2 separate regions of the Homo sapiens genome follow, and region 1 is linked to region 2. Evidence: chromatin loops called from intact Hi-C (ENCODE). Cell type or tissue: PC-3. All regions are shown on one strand. Links, peaks and the distances in the headings refer to the core of each region. The heading gives the core; the rest is flanking DNA.

Region 1 (10,947 bases), core at 1,754-9,753, 83 kb before region 2:
AATCCAAAAGAATGGAAGCTATTTCTCTGACCAGGACAAGACAAACCAAGGAAGAAATCAGTGCATCGAGGGCATATGATGCTACTTACATTCGTCTTCTCTGAGGGACATATGCAGAGGATTCACGGAGAGGGACTTTTCAGAAATGTGCTCCAAAAACAGTAGGGAAAACCCTTTCTCTATTGGCAAATGATGTTTTAAAGTCTTTTTCGAAGAAACAAATGTAGAAATGTTTTTCTACTGAGGCCTCCTTAAGTTTTAAAATCTCCTTTAAAAATAATACAGGGAATAGAGCTTCCAGGACAGAAATTATTCTTTCTCATGAGTGTAGACTTCTCTACCTAGGGAAGTCTAAAGGAAATTGAGTACAGTCAACCTGCAAGGGTGAGCAGAGATGATTAAAATGCACTGATAATTCAGAATCCCATTTCCACCTCATTAATTTCAACCTCTGTTCCCTTCTGTTGGTACTTCTAAAGATAAGAAAAGCAGACCAAATTGAAGATAATATCCTGTCACCACTCCTGCCTTCTCCCAACCCTGAGTGTTCAATCAGTTGGGTGGAAGATCATTATCAGAAGAAGGAGGCAAAGCAAGTGGTTCACATGACTGACAACCCCACTAGTTTCTCCCTCATCCCTTCACTGTGCAAAGATTGTAGATGTCACTTATTTAATATGGATGAGAATTAATGAAAATCATGTCTAGTCTTTGTCTGCTTCCAATGTGTCAATACCTCAGATTTTGCCATGTTTAAGAACCTTAGCGTCATTATGGCTAAAGAAGTCACCTGACTACAGTAAGTGAACTTCTCCATCTCCACTCTCCCTCCCATTATCTGGTAAGGGGGGAATTTTGCATAGCTTTTTGCAGGACATGCCTGTTAATTGATTGAGGCTCTGTCTCTTTCAAACAATGTTTTCCTCTGCCATTTTACAATGTGTACTCTTCCTATTATTGTATAAGAGGGAAAGTGCATCATTGTTCTATCATTATAGAAGAACTATTTTCTTGCAAGGAAAATTTCAGTATTCACGAATGCTAAATAACACATCTGGATGCTAATTTGGGGGAACTTCAGACATTAAGTATTCTGAAATAATCAGCTTCGAGTGCAAGACTATTTGGAGTTATAGGAATCCATGGTGAAGACAGAGGAGGAAATTAAAGCAAAGATATAAACAGTAGAGGCTAGAAGGAAAAGGAGTCACAGGAGGTACTTTTCTGTGAGTCAGAGTGAGCCTGACTCAAAACCGTGAACTGGACAAACATCTTCCCTTTTCCTTTCTTTACCAAGACCTGCTTAGAATTCCCAATGGCAGGATAACCATCACTACTACTTGTGGAGTTTACATTTTTACAGTGTTTGATGCTTAAACATTATATCTAATTGGCAACATTTTGGAATGGAAAAATACAGGTGAGGGGGAGTTTATAAAAGCAATTCCCTAGCCCAGAAAGTCTATTGCATGTCAAAAGTGTCTCAGTCCAGCCCTGGGAACAGTAATAAGGAAAATATTCTAGGCTCTTATCAAGATACTGATAGGAGGAAATAAGATGCATATGCCAACTACATAAAGATGGAAAAGAGTCAAATCTTTCTAGCAGAGAGTGATTGGCTAGCTTTATGTGTCAACTTGGTGAGGCTATAGTACCCAGTTTTCAATCAAACACTAATCTAGGTGTTGCTGTGGAGGCATTTTGTAGATCTGGTTAACATCTACAAGCAGTTGACTTTAAGTAAAGGAGATTATCTTGGATAATGTGGATGAGCCTCCTATAATCAGTTAAAAGGGCTTAAGAGCAAAACTAAGATTTCCCTGAGGAAGAGAATAAATTCTGCCCCATGACTGCAGCTCCTGCCCAAAAGTTTCCAGCCTGCCAGCCTTTGCTACAAATTTCAGACCTGCCAGCCCTGACAATGTGAAAGCATCTGGCTGGCTCTCTGTCTATCTATCTATCTATCTATCTATCTATCTATCTATCTATCTATCTATCTATCATCTATCTATCTATCTATCTATCTATCTATCTATCTATCTATCTATCTATCTATCTAATCTACCTACCCACCTACCCATCTATCTGTCTGTCCATCCATCCATCCATCCATCCATCCATCCATCCTACTGGTTCTGTTTCTCTGGAGAACCCTGATACAGAGAGTGATCTGGAAGACCTGAGGAAGTGATATTTAAACTGAGCCTTCAACGGATAAGGAGCTGACTATGTGAAAAGCAGAGATTAACCATGCCCCTTACACAGGGAAGAACATACCCAAGGGCCCTGAGATAGGAACAACTTTGGCATAAATAAGATCATGAAAAAGAAATCAGTATGTTGGGCACAGTGCACAGTGATGACTCAGGATGAGGTTGGAGAGGTTTGCAGAGGTTAGATCATGCAGGATTCATAGTAAAATATTTGGGCTTATTTTTCAAACTACTGTAGGAAGCCATTGAAGGTTTTTAACTTGGAGAAAAATGGCTGCATCATGGAAAAGAGATTGGAGGGGCCAGGAATGGAGGCAGACAAACACTTAGAAGGTGACTGTAGCGGTTCAGGTGGAAAATGATGGTAGCTTGCCCTAGTGTGTTGGCAGAGTGTGGGAAGAGGTGAGCTGATTGGAGATGACATGATGGGATGGACGAAGAAGGTGGTGGGAGGTAAGGGCATCAAGGATGTTCCTAGATTTCTGGCTTGAAGAACTGCGTAGATAGTGGTGTTATTTAATGCAACAGGGTAGACTGAGGGAGGAACACAAAGCATGCAAATGATGTGTTCAGGTTTTGTTTTGTTTTATTTTTTGTTTTTTGTTTTTTTGAGATGGAGTCTCTCTCTGTCACCCAGGCTGGAGTGTAGTGGCGCGATCTCAGTTCACTGCAACCTCCACCTCCGGGGTTCAAGTGATTCTCCTGCTTCAGCCTCCTGAGTAGCTGGGATTACAGGCAAGTGCCACCACACCTGGCTAATTTTTTTTTTTTTTTTTTTTTTTTTGTATTTTTAGTAGAGACGGGGTTTCACCATGTTGGCCAGGCTGGTCTCAAACTACTGACCTCAGGTGATCCGCCCACCTCGGCCTCCCAAAGTGCTGGGATTATAGGTGTGAGCCACTGTGCCCAGCCAAGTGTTCAGTTTTGATAGTGGAGCTCAGAAGAGAGGGTTCAAAATGAGATATAAATTTGGGAGTCATAGTATACAGATGGCATCTGAAGTTACATGAATGGTTGTGATTAATCGAGGAGAGAAGACAGAGAGTACTCAGGACTGAACCCTAGGTAATGACATTTAGAGATAAGGTAGAGAAGGAACAGCTAGAGGGATGGGGAAAAAAGCCAAAAACAAAAATGAATGTTCCAAGAGGAGTTGTGCTTCAGGAAAGAGGTCTAAGTCAACATGTGAAATGCTGCCAAGAAGCCAAGCAAAATGAGGACAGAAAAACAAACACAGGGTTTGGCCCCATGGCCTAGCTGTGAGTCCTGATGTCTAGTAATCTACTTAATGCTTTCTCACTTGCCATTTACAACGTGCAACAGGGAGCTCACTGTCACGGCTAATTCTAGGTGGTCACTGGACCTGCTAGGTATCGCTTTTCATAACCTGATGTACACAAGGGCCTGTTTGTTGTTGTTGTTTTCCTGAAGGAGGAAAAAGAAAAGTTGATACCTGGGCACCTGAGGATATAAAAGAAGGACAGGCTGTTCTGCACTCCCCAGCCTTGCCTCAGAGACCATGCATTATCTATAGGAGGCACCCTATGTAAGGATGAATTGCTTTGAAGATTCAAATATCCCAAGTTCTGGGTTTGGAGACTTATTTTCTTCCTTAATATTGTTTTTCCTTTTTTACTTCATGACATTTAACTCAATTTTCAGTTATGAATACATTTGGCATAATAATTTATTTGACATTTATGTCCATGTGGGACTGTAGCTTCCATGAGGCAAAGAGCCTGTCTAGTTTTGTGCACTTGCAACTAGAGCCCAGCATGAGGCCTGGCAGATAGTAAGAGTTCAAGATATAGCTGTTGAATTAATAAATGATGATGGGATGTGTAGAAATAGAAAATTATAGCCATAAGCTTATAGGCATAAACAGAGAATTAAAAGTCAGTGGTCTGTGTTTTCCCACATATGTTAATTTGCTACTTGTTTACACTGCTATTTTCCACTAATAGACAAGTGGTAACAGGCACTAGAAATTTAAAACACTGTATGAGAGATACACAGGAAATTGAAGAAATTTTATGTATTAACATTTTAGAGACAGTCATTAGTATATTTTAGCTGTAGGGCACCTCAGTACCCAGATCCTGTGCTGGTGTTTGGAGACTAGGCGATTATTTTTTATTGGTATATCCTGAAAAACCCAGATGTAAGATAGCTATAGTCCTAGAACTGTGGGAAATCCACTACTAGCGTAGTTCCTACAGCATTAGCCAAAACCACTGCTTTTTAAAATCAGACATTTGGGGGAAGGAACATGTGAGGAAACTGTGAACGTCTGAGGCCAGAAATGCACCAGAGAGTTATCTTAGAGAAATCAGCAAATCATACAATTTTAGAATTAAAGAAGTCTTCAGGCCAATTCCCCTTATTGTATTTTTAGGGTAAAAGGGCCTATAAGTGAACTGCAGAGTCACACAGCCAGCTGTTACAACTTGTCATAATCACATATGTCTGACCTCATGTCCCAATCCTAAATCAAAGGTGTGGGTATGAAAATTAGTGTAGATATTGAATTCATACTTAATAATCAATGCTGCTGCACATAATATTAAAAAGCCTATGCTGACAGCTCTGGTGATTTACCTTGACTGAGAAGCCACCCCCAAAATATGTATTTCATAAGTTTGGAATTTTTATATTAGGTTTTCTCCAAAGTAAGGCACTGCTGAACTTCTGTGATGAAATCTCAATTTTAGTACAAGTGAAAATGTCACTTTCTCCCCTTACAAACTCTTGCTAAGACACGGTGGTGAGCTCACCATGTGTCACACAGGGAGGCCGGAGCCCAGGCATGGCTACCAACAGCTGGAATGGAGGGTCTCTTACACATGAATCATAAATTCCTATCCTGCCAATTTTTTAATAAGTCACTTATTTCTGCACATTTTTGAAGAAACTGATAGTTTTGTACAAATATATATTAACATTTATGTTCTTGGTTACAGAATTTAAGAGATGACTAATCCTCCACAGATACAGGGAATTTCTCAAACTTTTTTTTTGTAACATTTGCTTTCTACACTAAAATTGATACCAGTGCATTTGCTGGCTGCAAATCAGTAAAGGCACGTATTCAGTCATATATTAAATACACAGAGGAATGTAACTCACTTTGCATAACAGCTATTATTTATGAAATGTTTTGGTCCTTATTTTTGCATTGTTTACTTCCTTTGTATGATTTTCATATTTTAGGAATTATGAAGTTAGGATATTCTTCTATGTTTCATTTATAGCTCTTACAGAAAAATGCTATTTTAGAGAAATGATGGTCAATGTTTCTACTGAGGATTGTTTTCTTGAATCTTATTCCTGTTTTCATTTCATGATGTCATAATATTTGTTGAAGTTTTATGTCAAGCATCATTTAATTTGAATGATTCTTCTTTAAAGAATACAGAAAAATGTGGTAGTAATATTCTTCAAGAAAATTAGCTATTGAACATTTTCCCTATATTCTATTATTTAAAAAAAAAACACATTCTTCATCATTATCAAATTTCATGTATTTATTCAAAATGCTTTGTTAAGTACAGGAAGAGAGAAAGATGATGACAAAGACCTGCTTCGGTCTAAATATGGAAGATGTTTTAAAAGTTCAGCCCAAAACATGTCTTACTCAACCTTGTATTATCATCATTTAGCAAACAGGAGGGGCTTATTAAAGGTTTTTGAAGCCAGCCATGGTGGCTCATGCCTGTAAATCCAGCACTTTGGGAGGCTGAAGTGGAAGATCCCTCGAGCTCAGGAGTTTGACACCAGCCTGGGTAACATAGAGAGACCCCATCCCTACTAAAAAGAAAAAAATCAGCCTGGCATGGTGGCATGCATCTGTGGTCCCAACTACTCAGGTGGCTGAAGCAAGAGATCACTTGAATCTGGGAGCTCAAGGCTGCGGTGAGCTATGATTGCACCACTGCACTTCAGTCTGGCTAACAAAGTGAGAGCCCATCTCAAAAAAAAAAAAAGTTTTGGAATTCATGTTAACATTACCTTATGTACATGGGAAAAAATTATCCACATTAGTCAATATTAATCTGCATATAGCTTGTAATAGATTACATTCTACTGTTTATAAGGAGTTTGTGGGAAAACTGGACAGAAACATTATCTCCCTAATTGGAGAAATTTTAACAAAAAGATTACATTGATTTTGTAGAACATATGGAGCTGCCTTAACAGATGGGTGGGAGTAGGTGGTTCCCTGCATGCATAAGGACCCTACAAATTCATCTTTCTGCTTCTTGTCAGAAGACAGAATAATAAGATCCATGCACACACTAAGTCTTTTTAAGTAAGGTCCATGTAGATATGATACTTAGTTTCTATTTATGTTTTTATGCTTGCCGAGTTTATTTTCTCCTTTTCTTTCCTGGACAAGTCTACTGTGATTTACTAACTAGCTATTTTAATGGAACAATTCTAGCTGAAACAGATGCTTAAAAAAACTGAATTAATAGGATTGACCAGTTATTTTTATGCCCAACACAAAGGTTACCTGTCTAAAGACTCAGGTCTCCTGACTTCAAATCCAGATCATAAACCATGGGGTGTGTTTGTAAAGTTGTGCCTAAATTTAACAAAATGTAAAAATCAAAATCAGTAGTGGCATTCACAATTTAAGGGAGCCCTTGGTTATATATGGCTACTTGTTTTTAGTGAAGATTCCTTCTAACCAATCCAAAACAAATTTGTTTCGTAAGTTCAAAATTTTTATATTGTGTTTTCTCCAAAGTGAGACACCTTTGAACTTACTCTGACAAGTTCAAATCCCAAATTTGACACCAACAAAAATGTCACTTTTCTCCATATTGTTAACAGTTTGAGATATATATATATATATATATACATATATAACTAAAAAAAAAAAACTTGTCTCACCCAAATATGTGGAATGACTCACAGTCAGCATTTTATAGTAGCTAAGGTTTAACTTCAGATTTTTCTTGCATCAAAATATATTTACATATATAAATATATAATTCATAATACATTATTTATATAATACATACCACATAAAACTTTTGTCTGCATCAGTATAGAGTTAAAGTGATTACCTTCAGGGAATGTTAAGACAGAAATGGGATATCAAAACAGACAACCCATCTTTTAATTATGTACTTCAACATTGTTTGAGATGAAAATATATTATTTTGCTCTGGGAGGCCGATGCAGGTGGATCACTTGAGCCCAGGATTTCGAGACTAGCCTGGGCAACATGGCAGAGACCCCATCTCTACTAAAAATACAATAAAATGGTCCCAGCTACTTAGCAGGCTGAGGTGGGAGGATGGAGGATGGACGCTTGAGCCATGGGGGTAGGAGGGTAGCAGAGATTGCAGTGAACCAAGATTGCACCACTGCACTCCAGCCTGGGTAACAGAACAAGACCTTGTCTCACCAAAAAAAAAAAAAAAAAAAAGAGAGAGAGAGAGAAAAAGAAAATATATTATTTTGTAATATATATTTCTCTTAAAAACTTTTAGGTTTTTAACTTTATTATTATTTCATACTTTTTCAAAATTAAACATAATACATAATAGTATAATTAACCCCCACATAGCCATCACCCAGCTTCATGAGTCATCAACTCATTGCCCAATCTTGCTTTGCCTATATACCCCTTTCCCATGTCTGTGTTATTTGGAAACAAAACCCAGATGCCAGAACATTTCAACCATAAGTATTTCAATAATACTCTAAAAGAGAAGGATTCTTTAATGTTACATAAACTCAATGCCAGCTATCACATCTAAAATATTTTACAATAATTCCTTAATATCTATCCAGCCAGTGTGCAAATTTCTTCATAAAGAGCATAAATGGCTTTCTTGTTTTAGAGTTTATTTGAATTAGGATACAAGTAAGGTCACATGAGATAGATAGTTGATATGTCTTTTAAGTCCTTTTTAATCTATAGAGTACTCCTATTTGTTCCCCCTCTTTTTGAAATGTATTTGTTAAAAAAAAATTTCCTGCCGGGCGTGGTGGCTCACGCCTGTAATCCCAGCACTTTGGGAGGCTGAGGCGGGTGGATCACGAGGTTAGGAGTTCGAGACCAGCCTGGCCACCATGGTGAAATCCCATCTCTACTAAAAATACAAAATTTAGCCGGGCGTGGTGGCACGCACCTGTAATTCCAGCTACTTGGGAGTCTGAGGCAGAAGAATTACTTGAACCTGGGAGGCGGAGGTTTCAGTGAGCCGAGATCGTGCCATTGCACTCCAGCCTGGGCAGCAGTGAGACTCCGTCTCAAAAAAAAAAAAAATTTGCTATTGTTTTCCACAGCCTAGATTCCTCTGATTGCGTCTCTGAGTCTGTTTGAACATATTCCTTTGTTCAGGTATTTTTTGTAAATTGGTAGCTGAATCTGCTCTACAGATTTGGTAGATTGAGGCTATCTTTCTCAGAACAAAATGGTGATAGTCTAATGTCTGATCATCTCTGTTTTTGTCATGTTAGCAACCACTGATAGTCATGCCTGGATCCATTACTGTACCAAAAGCCACAAAATGGTGGTATTTTAATTTTATCATCCTTTTTCATTTATTATCTAGAATATTTCCATAATGGAAAACCCATTCTCATCTATGACTAATCAGTGGTATCATTTTTTAGAAAAAAAGATGAATGATTTATTTCTATCCATTTATCGTTTTTCAAAATAATAAGTTGGTTCCATTGGTGACTAATTACTTTTTTTTTCTTGCACCATCGTGAACTTAGGGATTTAAACACAGTTGAAGTGTTTCAACTAATTGCCATTATTTTCCTGTTGATGGTAAAATTGGCCCTTCTTTAGCCATGAAAGTGTATTTCAAGGTAGTTTCTGAGTCATTTGGTCCTTTGGTTATGTATAACTTTTGTGCTATTTTGTTTTTGAGACAGGATCTTGCTCTGTTGCCCAGGCTGGAGTACAGGGCTGTGATCACGGGTCATCACTGCAACTTCAGTCTCCTGGGCTGAAGCGATGCGCCCTTCTGTAGCTGGGAGAACAGACACATGCACCATGTCCAATTTTTTTAATTTTTTGTGTACATGGGATCTCGGATATCACTTTGTTGCCCAGGCTGGTCTTGAACTCCTAGGTTCAAGCAGTCCTCCCTCCTCGGCCTTCCAAAATGCTGGAATTATAGGTGTGAGTCACCACACCCAGCCTCTATTCAGGTTTTTAGCCCTTTTTAAAATCAGGTTGTTAGATTTTTGCAACTGAGTTGTAAGAGTTCCTTACATACTTTGGGAATTAACCCCTTATTAGATATACAGTTTGCAAATATTGTCTCCAATTTTGTAGGTTACCTTTTCACTCTGTTGATTATTTTGCTGTGCAGAAGCTTTTTAGTTTGATGTAGTCTCACTTGTCTGTTTTTGCTTTTGTTACCTGTGCTTTTGGGATCATATGCACGAAATCATTGCCAAGGCCAGTATCGTGAAGTTTTCCCCTATGTTTTCTTCTAGAACTTTTACAGTTTCATGACTTACATTTCAATATTTAGTGTGTTTTGAGTTTATTTTTGCATATGGTGTAAGATATGGGTCCAATTTCATTCTTTTGCTTGGGGATATCCAGTTTTCCCAACACAATCTGTTGAAGAAACTGTCCTTTCCTCATTATGTATTCTTGGCACCCTTGTTGAAGATCAATTGACCATATATGTGTGGATTTTTTTCTGGGACCTCTGTTTTATTTCATAGGCTTATATGTCTGTCTTTATGCCAGTAGCATACTGTTTTAAATACTATGGCTTTGCAATTTATTTTGAAACCTTGATACCAAAGCCAGACAAGGACGCACAAGAAAAGAAAATTACAGGCCAATATTCCTTTTGAGTATACATATAAAAATCCTCAACAAAATGCTAGCAAAAAAACAAATTCAACAGCACGGTAAAAGGAGCATACACCATGACCAACTGGGATTTATTCCTCAGATGCAGGGACAGTTCAACATATGAAATCCACTAATGTGATATACCACATTAACACAGTGAAGGAAAAAATCACACCAAAACCCATGTTCTTTTGTAAGTTTTCTTGTATATTTTTCACCCTGAGACCAAGAGTTTGCCATTTCTCCAAGGAGCCCAGGTTTCCTTTAGTAGGAAATATTTGGAATAAAATAAAATTTTTAGCTGGATGGATAATTTGATGTGATCATCTTTAAAGTCTCAGAAAACCCTGAGTGTAGTGCTGGGGTTAAAAGCACAAGGTTTAGAGTCAGACAGATTAGAGTTTGAGCCCCAGCTCTATCATTGACCAGCTTGGTGATCTTGGAAAACTTACAAGGCTTCTGGTTTGGGACAAGACAGAAAAGCAGCATGGGCCGGGCGCGGTGGCTCACGCCTGTAATCCCAGCACTTTGGGAGGCCGAGGGGAGCATATCACAAGGTCAGGAGATGAAGACGATCCTGGCCAACATGGTGAAACCCCATCTCTACTAAAAATACAAAAATTAGCTGGGCGTGATAGCATGCGCCTGCAGTCCCAGCTACTCAGGAGGCTGAGGCAGGAGAATTGCTTGAACCCGGGAGGCAGAGGTTGCAGTGAGCCGAGATCGCGCCACCTCACTCCTGCCTAATAACAGAGTGAGATTCCATATATTAAAAAAAAAAAAAAAGGAAGAAAAGACAAGCAGCACAGCAGCACAGACTGAGAGTTGTCTCCTGGAGGAGATGCCGCAGGAAGATAGAGGAGAAGATGGATCTTCAGGCTGTGCTCA
Region 2 (10,947 bases), core at 1,014-9,013:
CATGTTAGCTCTCAACAAAGTGCTTTCAAACCTTCTTCACAGACTAATTGCAAAGTATATATTGATGGAGCTTTTTTGCCCTGTTGCTCTTCTAATTGGATGTAACAGTCGTTTTTTTTTTTTTGAGACGGAGTCTTGCTCTGTCTCCCAGGCTGGAGTGCAGTGGCGTGATCTCTGCTTGTTGCAACCTCTCCTTCCTGGGTTCAAGGGTTCAAGTGATTCTCCTGCCTCAGCCTCCTGAGCAACTGGGATTACAGGCACATGCCACTATGCCTGGCTAACTTTTGTATTTTTAGCAGAGACGGGGTTTCACCGTGTTGGCCAGGCTGGTCTCGAACTCCTGACCTCAGCTGATCTGCCCACCTCAGCCTCCCAACATGCTGGGATTACAGGCATGAGCCACCGCACCCAGCTGGATGTAATAGTCTTTGATGCACCTTCTTTAATTCTAGTCTGGCTGATCTCTCATAAGGTGTTCCCTGCCTCCTCCTCCTTCCTTCACTTTAATTCCTGTCTTTCACTTTAATTCCTGTCTTTCCTTCTCCTTTTCTTTCTCTAGTCATATGTGAACTACCCATGAATTAGTGACTTTAGGATTGTGCTTTGAAAAATAGGCATATTTTACTTGAATTTGTTTTAGTATAGGAATTGGGTTAAAAGAAGTGGATGCAATGCAGTTCATTTCTGCACTTACCTGTGAAAATATAAAAGCATACAGATTTTTTTCCAGTATTTATTATTTTGTGGTAGAATGAAAAAAAAAATAGATGCTTTGGGGATCTGATCAAAGCGCATAAATTAATGTGAATAGCTGAAGGTTGATGCATCTGGGTGACGGGGTCAACTTTTCCAGATTTACGGAGATGTACCAGAGTTAAAGCATGGGATATGCCATGTAAACATCTGAGAACTTTGGCATGTTTTGATTTATTTTTTTCACTGCAGTATTGAGTTTGGCCTATGTTCACTACTAGGGGGAATGGGAGAGGGTTCAGGGAGGTTGTTTTTGTTTTTCAAACAGAAGGGGAACAATGCTTAGCAAATGCCCCTGGGTGTGTGCCTCCAGCAAACACATACATTGGGTCAAGACCCTGATTTCTAGCCTCCCATTGCCTCTCATCTCAGTTTTTTTCCGTTTTGTTCTGGGCCCTGGGTAGTCTAGCAACTTTGTTCCTATTGTCCCAACCCTAAGTACTCCGAAGAATCTATTTCTCTAATGTGGTAAGTAGTTTTATACAACACTGTCAGCAGGCGGTGAGCTGTAAGTTATATTTCCATTGGGAGAGACTTACTTTGCTGTATCCCACTAGAATCTAAGGAAAAATCACAATAAAGGCTCATACTTTAAGATATTCTGGAAGATGGGAGACCATGTAGCCTAATGGAGACAGTATGAGCTCCATCACTAGCTAGTGTATCTCAGGTAAGTTACTTAGACTCTGTAAAGTTTGATTTACTGTTCTGTAGACTGAGGATAATGCCTCTACAGAGTTGATGACATGAGTATGAGAGATAACATATGTACAGTTTAGTATGGAGGAAGTGCTCCATAGATGGTAACTATGATTTTTGGTTAAATTAGGGTATGGTTTTGGGACATGAACATTTATTGATGATAACTTATTAACACCCCTCCCTCTACCCCTGCCTGCAGAGTAATTCTGATCATTTTAAGTGCCAGCACCTGTGGATATCTGTGAACAAGGACTCACCAATGAAATATAAAAGACTAGGCCGGGTGCGGTGGCTCACGCCTGTAATCCCAATACTTTGAGAGGCCAAGGCGGGCGGATCACGAGGTCAGGAGATCGAGACCATCCTGGCTAACATGGTGAAACCCCGTCTCTACTAAAAAATACAAAAAATTAGCTGGGTGTGGCGGCGGGCGCCTGTAGTCCCAGCTACTCGGGAGGCTGAGGTAGGAGAATGGCGTGAACCCGGGAGGCGGAGCTTGCAGTGAGCTGAGATCGCGCCACTGCACTCTGGCCTGGGCGACAGAGCGAGACTCCGTCTCAAAAAAAAAAAAAGAAATATAAAAGACTAGATGTCTTCAGCCCTGTGGTGGTTCCTCTTCATGCATTTAGGCGCAGTACAGAAACTCTCCATGTCTGTGGTTACATTCGCCTCTGTATTACTCAGTGGTTGGAGGTGAGGAGTTGGAAGTCTAGGTCAGTTGTACTTTGAATTTACCTGTAGGTCCACTTCTGCCAGCTCAGAGTCCATTAGCTCTTCCATATTCATCTGTTCTCAGCAATTACAGGAAGGAGAATTTCATACCACTTGTCTAATGAGGACTTGATCCCGGTGGTTATCACAGATTTCCCAAAATTGAATGAAATGCTCCTCTTGTTCCCCTTTCTGAAAGAATTCCAAAGCTTCCTTCAATGCAGTCAAGGGGATCCTTCCTTCCGCTAGAAGCATTCCTCTGTTTTGAGTCTAGAATGCTTCACGGTGCTTTTTGTCTTGTGGCAGCTTCCTGGGAGAGATACGAGGCTCACTTATAAGTGCTCAGAATAAAAATACGAAACACAGTAAGTGCTCAATAATGTTAGCTAGGATGGTGGTGGTGGTGGGTGATAAATGATTTAATCTCATTTATGCTCCATCTTCTCCTCCACTGTCCTTCCAGGATAATTAGCAGCACTAATAATCTGGTTAGACTCAGCTCAATGCTTTCTATTCGATATGAATAAGTGATTATTGTTTACTGCTAAGACAAGTGTGGTGTTGAGATGGCATTTTCTTTGTTGAACACATTTTTGTTTTTCCTTGAGAAAATGCCTAACCTTTTCATTCTCTTGGTTTTCCTTGAACATCTAAGTCTTCCCACACACCTCCAACTGCTTTGTGAAACAAACGCCTCTTGTATAACTTTCCACATTGTCCAACCTTTTCAGATAATCTCAGCACCTCGCACTTTTGCTTCCCCTGAAGACATCCCTCTTGGAGACCTTTAATGACCTTCTGTTCCCATCTGCATGGAGAGGAATAAAGACATTCAAACAAGTCTCCTATTTTCAAGTCCTTCCCTACCCATAACCTACCCATTTCCCTCGCAAAACAAAACACCTGGTACCTTGTGTCTCTAAAGTTAAGTGTACAGACAGCAAGTTTAGCTTTCTCTGCCAGGTTTTTACCTTCTGTATTTATATGTTGTGTTGGGGGGGTTTCTGAAACCCCCTTGTTTCATCAAACATGGAACTCTTTGCATCTGTATCTTGTTTTCTCAATGATTTGAAGCGATTTTTCAGTTGGGGAAAAAATGGGAACACCTGCATTTTACCACTTTAACTCAGCCATCTCCTAACTTCTAATTCCAAATTCATGTTTATTTATTATTTTTTAAAGAGATAGGGTCTCACTCTGTCACCTAGGCTTAGTGCAGTAATGCAATCATAGGATCATGGCTCATTGCAGCCTTGATCTCCCAGATACAAGCTATTCTCTTGCCCCAGCTTCCTGAGGAGCTAGGACCACAGGTGTGTGCTGCCATGCCTGGCTAATTTTTTAATTTTTTATAGAGACTAGGTGATACTGTGTTGATCAGGCTGGTCTTGAACTCCTGGGCTCAAGAGATCCTCATGCCTTGGCTTCCTGAAGTGCTGGGATTACAGGCATGAGCCACCACATCCAACACCAAATTCCTAATGATTGACTGGATTAAAATAACCATGCCAGGCAAGGAACTAAATACACCTATATTTTCTAGACCCATTCTACGATTTCTTTTTCCTTTTGTCCTATTCTTTATTATTGGATACAAATGATAACATGCTTATCTTTTGGAGATGAAAGGGTCTTTCTCTGGTGAGAACTCTTTTCTTTCAAATGCAGATTTTATGGGAAAATCCAACTGGCCTGCTCTGTGTTTTCTGTTAAATAAGCCCATCTCTATGAGTTAGGTGGTAAAGGTAATTTGTTTCATTTTAGTGCTATAACTTAAGAAGACAAGGAGAATTTAGAGTTAAGGGAGAACCACTGAGATAATTAAAAGGTGAAGAAATAATACCTAAAAAGAAAAAGTAAGAAAGGTAGGATTATTTATATCGGAGTATATGAGGGAGTGAGTGTCATAATGAGAGTTAAATATATAAAGGTGCAGTGTAGAGAAGATGGCACCCAGTTGCCCTTTTAAAATGAAAGACTTCAAGAGGAAATAGATTAAATTAGCAGTAGAGTCTGTAAATAGCATAACAGAGTATAAAAATAGCAGTAGAGTAAGTATATTTTACAAAGAAGAAACTTCAAGACAGTGAAAGTTGTTAACTGGAGGCGGGTGGGGAAGGGTCGCAGGCAAGATTACTAGGCGAGGCTTGTGCGCCCGCTCCCGCCCTGGCCACCAGTGCCCACCCGGTCGGCCTGGCACAGCCATGATCAAGGCGATCCTAATCTTCAACAACCACGGGAAGCCGCGGCTCTCCAAGTTCTACCGCCCCTACAGTGAAGATACACAACAGCAAATCATCAGGGAGACTTTCCATTTGGTATCTAAGAGAGATGAAAATGTTTGTAATTTCCTAGAAGGGGGATTATTAATTGGAGGATCTGACAACAAACTGATTTATAGACATTACACAACGTTATATTTTGTCTTCTGTGTAGATTCTTCAGAAAGTGAACTTGGCATTTTAGATGTCATTCAAGTATTTGTGGAAACATTAGACAAATGTTTTGAAAATGTCTGTGAACTGGATTTGATTTTCCATGTAGACAAGGTTCACAGTATTCTTGCAGAAATAGTATGGGGGGAATGGTATTGGAGACAAACATGAATGAGATTGTTACACAAATTGATGCACAAAGTAAGCTGGAAAAATCTGAGGGTGGCTTAGTGGGAGCTCCAGCCTGTGCTGTATCAGCTGTAAAGAATATGAATCTTCCTGAGATCCCAAGAAATATTAACATTGGTGACATCAGTATAAAAGTGCCAAACCTGTCCTCTTTTAAATAAAAATGTAAAAAGGCCACTCCCAGGTAAAATCCAGGGGGAAGAGTCATCTAAGTTTACCATGCAGTTGTTTACCAAAAATAGAGGAGGAGAGTCTTAACTTTTGCTCTTGGATTTAAGTCAAGGTACTATATAGAAGTTGTGTAAAATCAGTATGAAAGTTCAACGTTGCTTTTCTTGCTCAGTGATTTTAAAGAAATTGAGTAGTTTCTATGTGATTTTTTTTTTTTCTTTTCTAAACTGCATTCGGGTGCCCATCTACGGCATGCCTCTATGTATTGGCTACTACAGTGTTTTAAAAAGTGTTTCAGATATTTCTTTAATTATGTGCAACCTAAAATGTTGGTGTTTTGTATGGATCACAAGTGCAGCATTCCTTAATTCCTTCTGCTATTTGTCACACAATTGTTATTTAAAGAACCAAGTATGTATTGCATGAAAACATTATGACTTTTTTCTCTTAGTTTAAATAAACTCCAAGGTAACTGGACTTCTAAAGCACCTTTCTGTTTGCCTGATATCTACTTTAGCAATAATTTTTTTTACAACCCTCTGACTCAACAAAGTAAATAAAAGTATATTTTATCACTAAAAAAAAAAAAAGTTGTTACTGGAATGAGCTATCAAGGGATGGTCACCTTGAATAATTTTTATTTGATAGTGTTTAGCATCACCTACAGGTTCTAATTTAGCTAATAAATGACTAAGCACCATTACTTTTTTTGTGTGTCCAAATCAGTTCATTTTGTCTTGAGTGTCTTGAGAGTATCCATGCACAGGTAATAGCAAGAAGTCTTCATTCTTGCCTTTTTTTTTTTTTTTGGAGACAGACTCTCGCTCTGTCACCCAGGCTGGAGTGCAGTGGCGTGATCTGGGCTCGCTGCAAGCTCTGCCTCCTGGGTTCACGCCATTCTCCTGCCTCAGCCTCCCAAGTAGCTGGGACTACAGGTGCCCGCCACCATGCCCAGCTAATTTTTTTTGTATTTTTAGTAGAGATGGGGTTTCACTGTGTTAGCCAGGATGATCTTGATCTCCTGACCTCATGATCCACCTGCCTCGGCCTCCCAAAGTGTTGGAATTACAGGCGTGAGCCACCGCGCCTAGCTCATTCTTGCCTATTTTAATGTCTGTATTGGAATCCTTGTTTACCAATCTTACTTCAGAGCAGCAGTACTCTTGAGAAAACTGATGACTTCATAAGGCTCCAGTGTCTGTGTAAATGAGACAGTTTTCAAAAATCATATGTAATAGATAACTAGAATATTTTAATTTCTATTCTTTTTTTTTTTTTTTTTTTTGAGCGGGAGTTTCGCGCTTGTTTCCCAGGCTGGAGTGCAATGGTGCCATCTTGGCTCACAGCAACCTTGGCCTCCCAGGTTCGAGCAATTCTCCTGCCTCAGCCTCCCAAGTAGCTGGGACTACAGGCGCATGCCACCACGCCCAGCTAAATTTTTTTTGTATTTTTAGTAGAGATGGGGTTTCACCATGTTGGCCATGGTGGTCTCGAACTCCTGACCTCAGATGATCTGCCCACCTTGGCCTCCCAAAGTGCTGGGGATTATAGGCGTGAGCCACTGCGCCCGGCAGTTTTTATTCTTGTGCTGCATTTGTTTGACCCTGCAGTTGCTTCTGTTTCAAATGTTGCATTTATGTGAAATAAAGTGAGATTGGATATAATCTTTACACAAAAAAATCTTACTTGAAGTTCTTATTTTCTCTTTGAGCCATTATGTACCCTTGTCATCTCCTTTTCTCCTTTTTTACTTGACACGTTTTGTAGATTATCCTGAGCCCTAGAACAGTGTGTGGATGGTTGCAAATTTTCATCTGCTGCTTGTTTCTTTCTCGCCCTTGCCTCTGTGTGGGCTCTTCTCTTCCCAGCCGCCCAGCATATCTGCTGCTCTATTCATATCCTTACCTATCACTTCATACGACTTGGTAGGCAGAGAGGGTGCCTTTTCTTGTTCTTTGGGGAATATTGAGATCAATATTATGTGCTGTGGGAATAATGGTTTTTGAGAAAATGATATATAAATATAAGGGAGTACAGTCATTTGATGTTTGGGCCAAGTAATGTTTCTGTAGTTAACACTTGGTGGGGGGCAACAGTATTACATTTTTCAAAAGCTATCCTTAGATCTGCTTCCGAGGTTGAGGTGCTGTGACATGGCACTGTAGCTATTGAGAGATAGGATTGTTGATATTTTTGATGGTTGATCATACCCAGGGCCATGCCTAAGATTCACAGTTCACCTATTTGTTACAGACTGGATTTTGGGAGGCTTTCTGCTTCTTAGACTTCCTGTCACATGAAGACATTGAGACTTTGAGGTATCCCTTTTGGGATCAATATTCTCCTTTACTAAAGCTTTTCTGCCATCTTGAGGAATCATGCTTAAGGTAACCCAGTAAGAGAAAAAAGCTATAGCAAGAACTTGGTTCTTTTGACTCCAAGCGTGGGTCTTTTCTTTTTATGGAAGTGGTTAAGAAAACATATTGTTTCAGTCATCTTATAAGTGAAGAAATGGAAATCATAGTCATTTGTGATAGCCTCTGCATTTAACAGTTATTTGGGAAGCAATTTAGGAGTATGCAATAAGAGACTTCTAAAAATATGTAGTTTTTGACTCAATAACAGTCTTGAAGAATCTATTCCAATGAAAGAATCAGAAGTATAGGGAACTCTTTTTGAAAAATAGCAAAAAATTAGAACCAACCTAAGTTGTCAACAATAGCAAATGGTTAAATAAATGGTGATCCATACACTGGAATATTATGCAACAGTTTAAAATTGTTTTTGAAAAAATTTTAATAGCATGAGAAAATAATACATAGTAATCATAAATAATGAAAGATATCAAATAAGATGGTACAATCTCAGTTACACAATAAATTAAACATAATTAAAATGATGAAATAAAATATGCAAACATTTTAATATTGGTCCTCTGTGGGTGGTGACGTGGGTGATTTTTTTCTTTTAGTTTTCTGTCATTTCCAATATTCTTATAATGAATTATAATCAGAAAATATTAAAGGTTATTAAAATATTTAGGTAAAATAGAAAACGACTGAGCTTTCTAACCCTAATAATTCAAAAGAATAAATTTCAGGACATAAGCTGTTTTAATAAGTCTTTTTTTGTTTGTTTTTTTTGGATAATAAAGACAGGGTCGGGTACGGTGGCTGACGCCTGTAATCTCAGCAATTTGGGAGGCTGAGGTGGTAGATGAACTGAGGTCAGGAGTTTGAGACCAGCCTGGCCAACATGGTGAAACCCTATCTCCACTAAAAATACAAAAATTAGCCGGGCTTGGTGGTGGGCGCCTGTAATCCCAGCTACTTGGGAGACTGAGGCAGGAGAATCGTTTGAACCTGGGAGGCAGAGGTTGCAGTGAGCCAAGATCACGCCATTGCACTCCAGCCTGGGCGACAGAGCGAGACTCCATCTCAAAAAAAAAAAAAAAAGACAGGGTTTTGCTCTGTTGCCCCAGTTGGAGGGCAGTGATGCAATAGCTCACTGCAGCCTTGAACTCCTAGGCTCAAGCAATCCTCCTGCCTCAGCCTCCTGAGTAGCTGAGACTACATGCATGCACCACCACATTCAGTTAATTTTTAAATTTTTTGTAGAGATGTGGGTCTTGCTTTGTTGACCAGGCTGGTCACAAACTCCTGGACTCTAGTGATCATTCCACCTCGATCTCCCAAAGTGCCAAGATTACAGGCATGAGCCACTGTGCCAGACCAAAAAATTCTGATTTTAAAAAGGAATGCTTGATCCTTTTTTTTTTTTAAGCAAAATGTACTATTTTGTACATTTTGTATTTAGTCAATGTATGATTGTATATGGTGCTGAAAGCCATGTGATAATGGGAGAGTGCTCTAAATAGTATTTATTAATAAATAATTGACTATTGTTACTTATTTTATTATGTAAATGTACATCTTATGGTATAACCTAATGGTGAAAGATTGAGCTTTGGAGCCAGCCTTTGCCACCTGCTAGCTCTGGAACTTTGGCCAGGTTATGTAGCCTCAGTTTCCTTATCTGTAAATTGGACGTGTGAAGATAAATGAGAAAATACACGTAAAAGTCTTTAGCACACTTCCTGGCACATAGTAATCATTTAAAGGCTATTATAGCTGAAACGATCAATGAATCATGAGTGTTCTACTGAAGGAACCCTTCTTCCAAATTTTCTTACATATAGTATTTAGGAGGGACATATGTTAGGTGATTAAGGTTTTTTTGTTTTTTGTTTTTTTTCCAAATACAATGGTGATAATCCAAAGATTGTGTAAGAGAAAGTAGATGTTTCTTCTCTGTTCCTCCTCTTATATCTCTGAGTATGGAAATACTCCCTGGTTTTCTCCAAGCTCATATAAACCTAAACATACACAAGGTAACTGGTTTATTTGCTTTGGTTTTGCCTTATATATTACTCTGCAACTTTTCCTACTTAGTAACACATCATGAGCATTGTTCAGAGCTAATATAGATTGAACTCATTTTTAATAACTGCAGAATAGCCTAAATAATGTAGATATGCCAAAATGTACTTGAACTATGTATTATGGATACTCAGGTTGTTACAAATTGCCACCCTCTACTACAAATGACGTTGAATGCAGCATCCTTATACAGAATTTTTAAGATTCATTGCTTTTATTTCCAATGAAAGTTTCCCTAGAGTGACACTGCTGAGTTCAGAGTCAGTGCTAATTATAGTGCAAAGGGATTTGGGGTGCAAATAATATATAAAACTTTGTTGGTTTCTGCCCTTTTATAATCTAATTGAAGAAGAAGTACGCATGTATTTTTCTGTGGATTTCTTTGCTTATGTACAACAATTTTAGTAAATGGTGTTTATTCCTAGGGAGGTTTGAAATCCTTAGCATTCTGAAACATAAATCAGAAGAGCAAAAGGAGTCTCTTGAATTAGGTTTACTCTGTACAGTATTTGCTGTATTTATTAGATACAAATTTGTTAGAAATTGTACATAGTTAAGTCTTGCAGTTTTTAAGAGCTAAGAGTCCCACTTGAAAACTGAAGCACCTGACTTTTGCCCTCTTGTTCCTTAGTGTGCTTACACCCTACAGGGTTGCAGACAGGGGAAGAGCCATCCCCACATGCAGTATCTCATCTCTAGAGGCCCAGGCTTGCTCAGCACGGATGCAAGCAGCTGAACAAATCTTGTTTTGAGGTCACCGATGGTAACAGGAATGATAGTATGCTAACAAATTATTTTTACAACAGTAAAGTTACTGTGTTAGCATTAGACAGGTTCTTTTTCTTTGTAATATCACTGAGAGCTACTTAGTACAACATAAGTTGTTCCAAGTGTCCACTTAAGTAGTGTGGGGTATGTGTGTGTTGTGTGTCTTTACAAGGCAGGGGACAGAGAGAAGAAAGAACAATTGTAATGGGTTTGTGGTGCATGTACGTGCATGTGTGGCCGCAGTATACCTTTAATGAGCAGCACGACCATGTCTGTTTAGAAGCTTTGTTTTTCCCTGTTAGTAATTAACATTTGGTTACATCAGTTGGGATTATACAACTCTTTAACAGCTGATACTAGTTCATACCTGTTTTCATTCTTTCTCCCCTCTGATTCAGCTTCTTGGCTCTGGAGAAGTGATTGCGTTATACACTAGAATCCACTTGGTTGTACTGATTCACTGGAGTGGTCACATATCTGAAACCCACTGGGCACCCTGTTGCGGTTTCCAGTCAGTGGGACCTGTAGTTGCATGTTTTGGTTTCATATTTTTTCTCTTAGTGATGAACAGCCTTAACTTTAAAAATTCTCTGCTCTGTAACAATTGGCTTGTTGGGAAAACATTTTTACAGCTGTGGTATTTAGCAGTCATTGTGTTTCCTTGGGTTTCCTGCAGTATTCCGTGAAGTAGCAAGGATAATAATGGCGGTGATAGCAAACACATAACCAATGCTTACCATGTGCCAGGAATTTATAGATTATTAACTCATAACCCTCCC

The links. Hi-C counts contacts between places; a loop is a spot of excess contacts. Peaks named below come from ENCODE experiments on the same cell type or tissue, not always from the same donor. Only the 100,000 strongest peaks of a DNase experiment are listed, where the experiment ranks them.
Region 1: a loop joins it to region 2, with 2.0 times the contacts of the local background. A loop is called at or near these places in 13 of 110 quality-filtered maps.

The regions. Positions count from the first base shown.
Region 1 is chr1:214,560,971-214,571,917 of GRCh38, reverse strand. No RefSeq gene overlaps it. Among named protein-coding and RNA genes, the nearest start is that of PTPN14, 15 kb to the right of the region's middle. In PC-3, for the core only: no CTCF peak of the experiment used is centred there; DNase peaks (open chromatin) are centred at 2,357, 3,417 and 5,007; H3K4me3 peaks cover 1,293 bases; H3K27ac peaks cover 4,680 bases.
Region 2 is chr1:214,476,811-214,487,757 of GRCh38, reverse strand. All of the region lies in intron 1 of PTPN14 (protein tyrosine phosphatase non-receptor type 14), which reads left to right. It also overlaps the pseudogene AP3S1P2. Among named protein-coding and RNA genes, the nearest start is that of PTPN14, 69 kb to the left of the region's middle. RefSeq lists an enhancer at 3,469-4,177. In PC-3, for the core only: a CTCF peak has its summit at 5,642; no DNase peak of the experiment used is centred there; H3K4me3 peaks cover 1,162 bases; H3K27ac peaks cover 1,479 bases.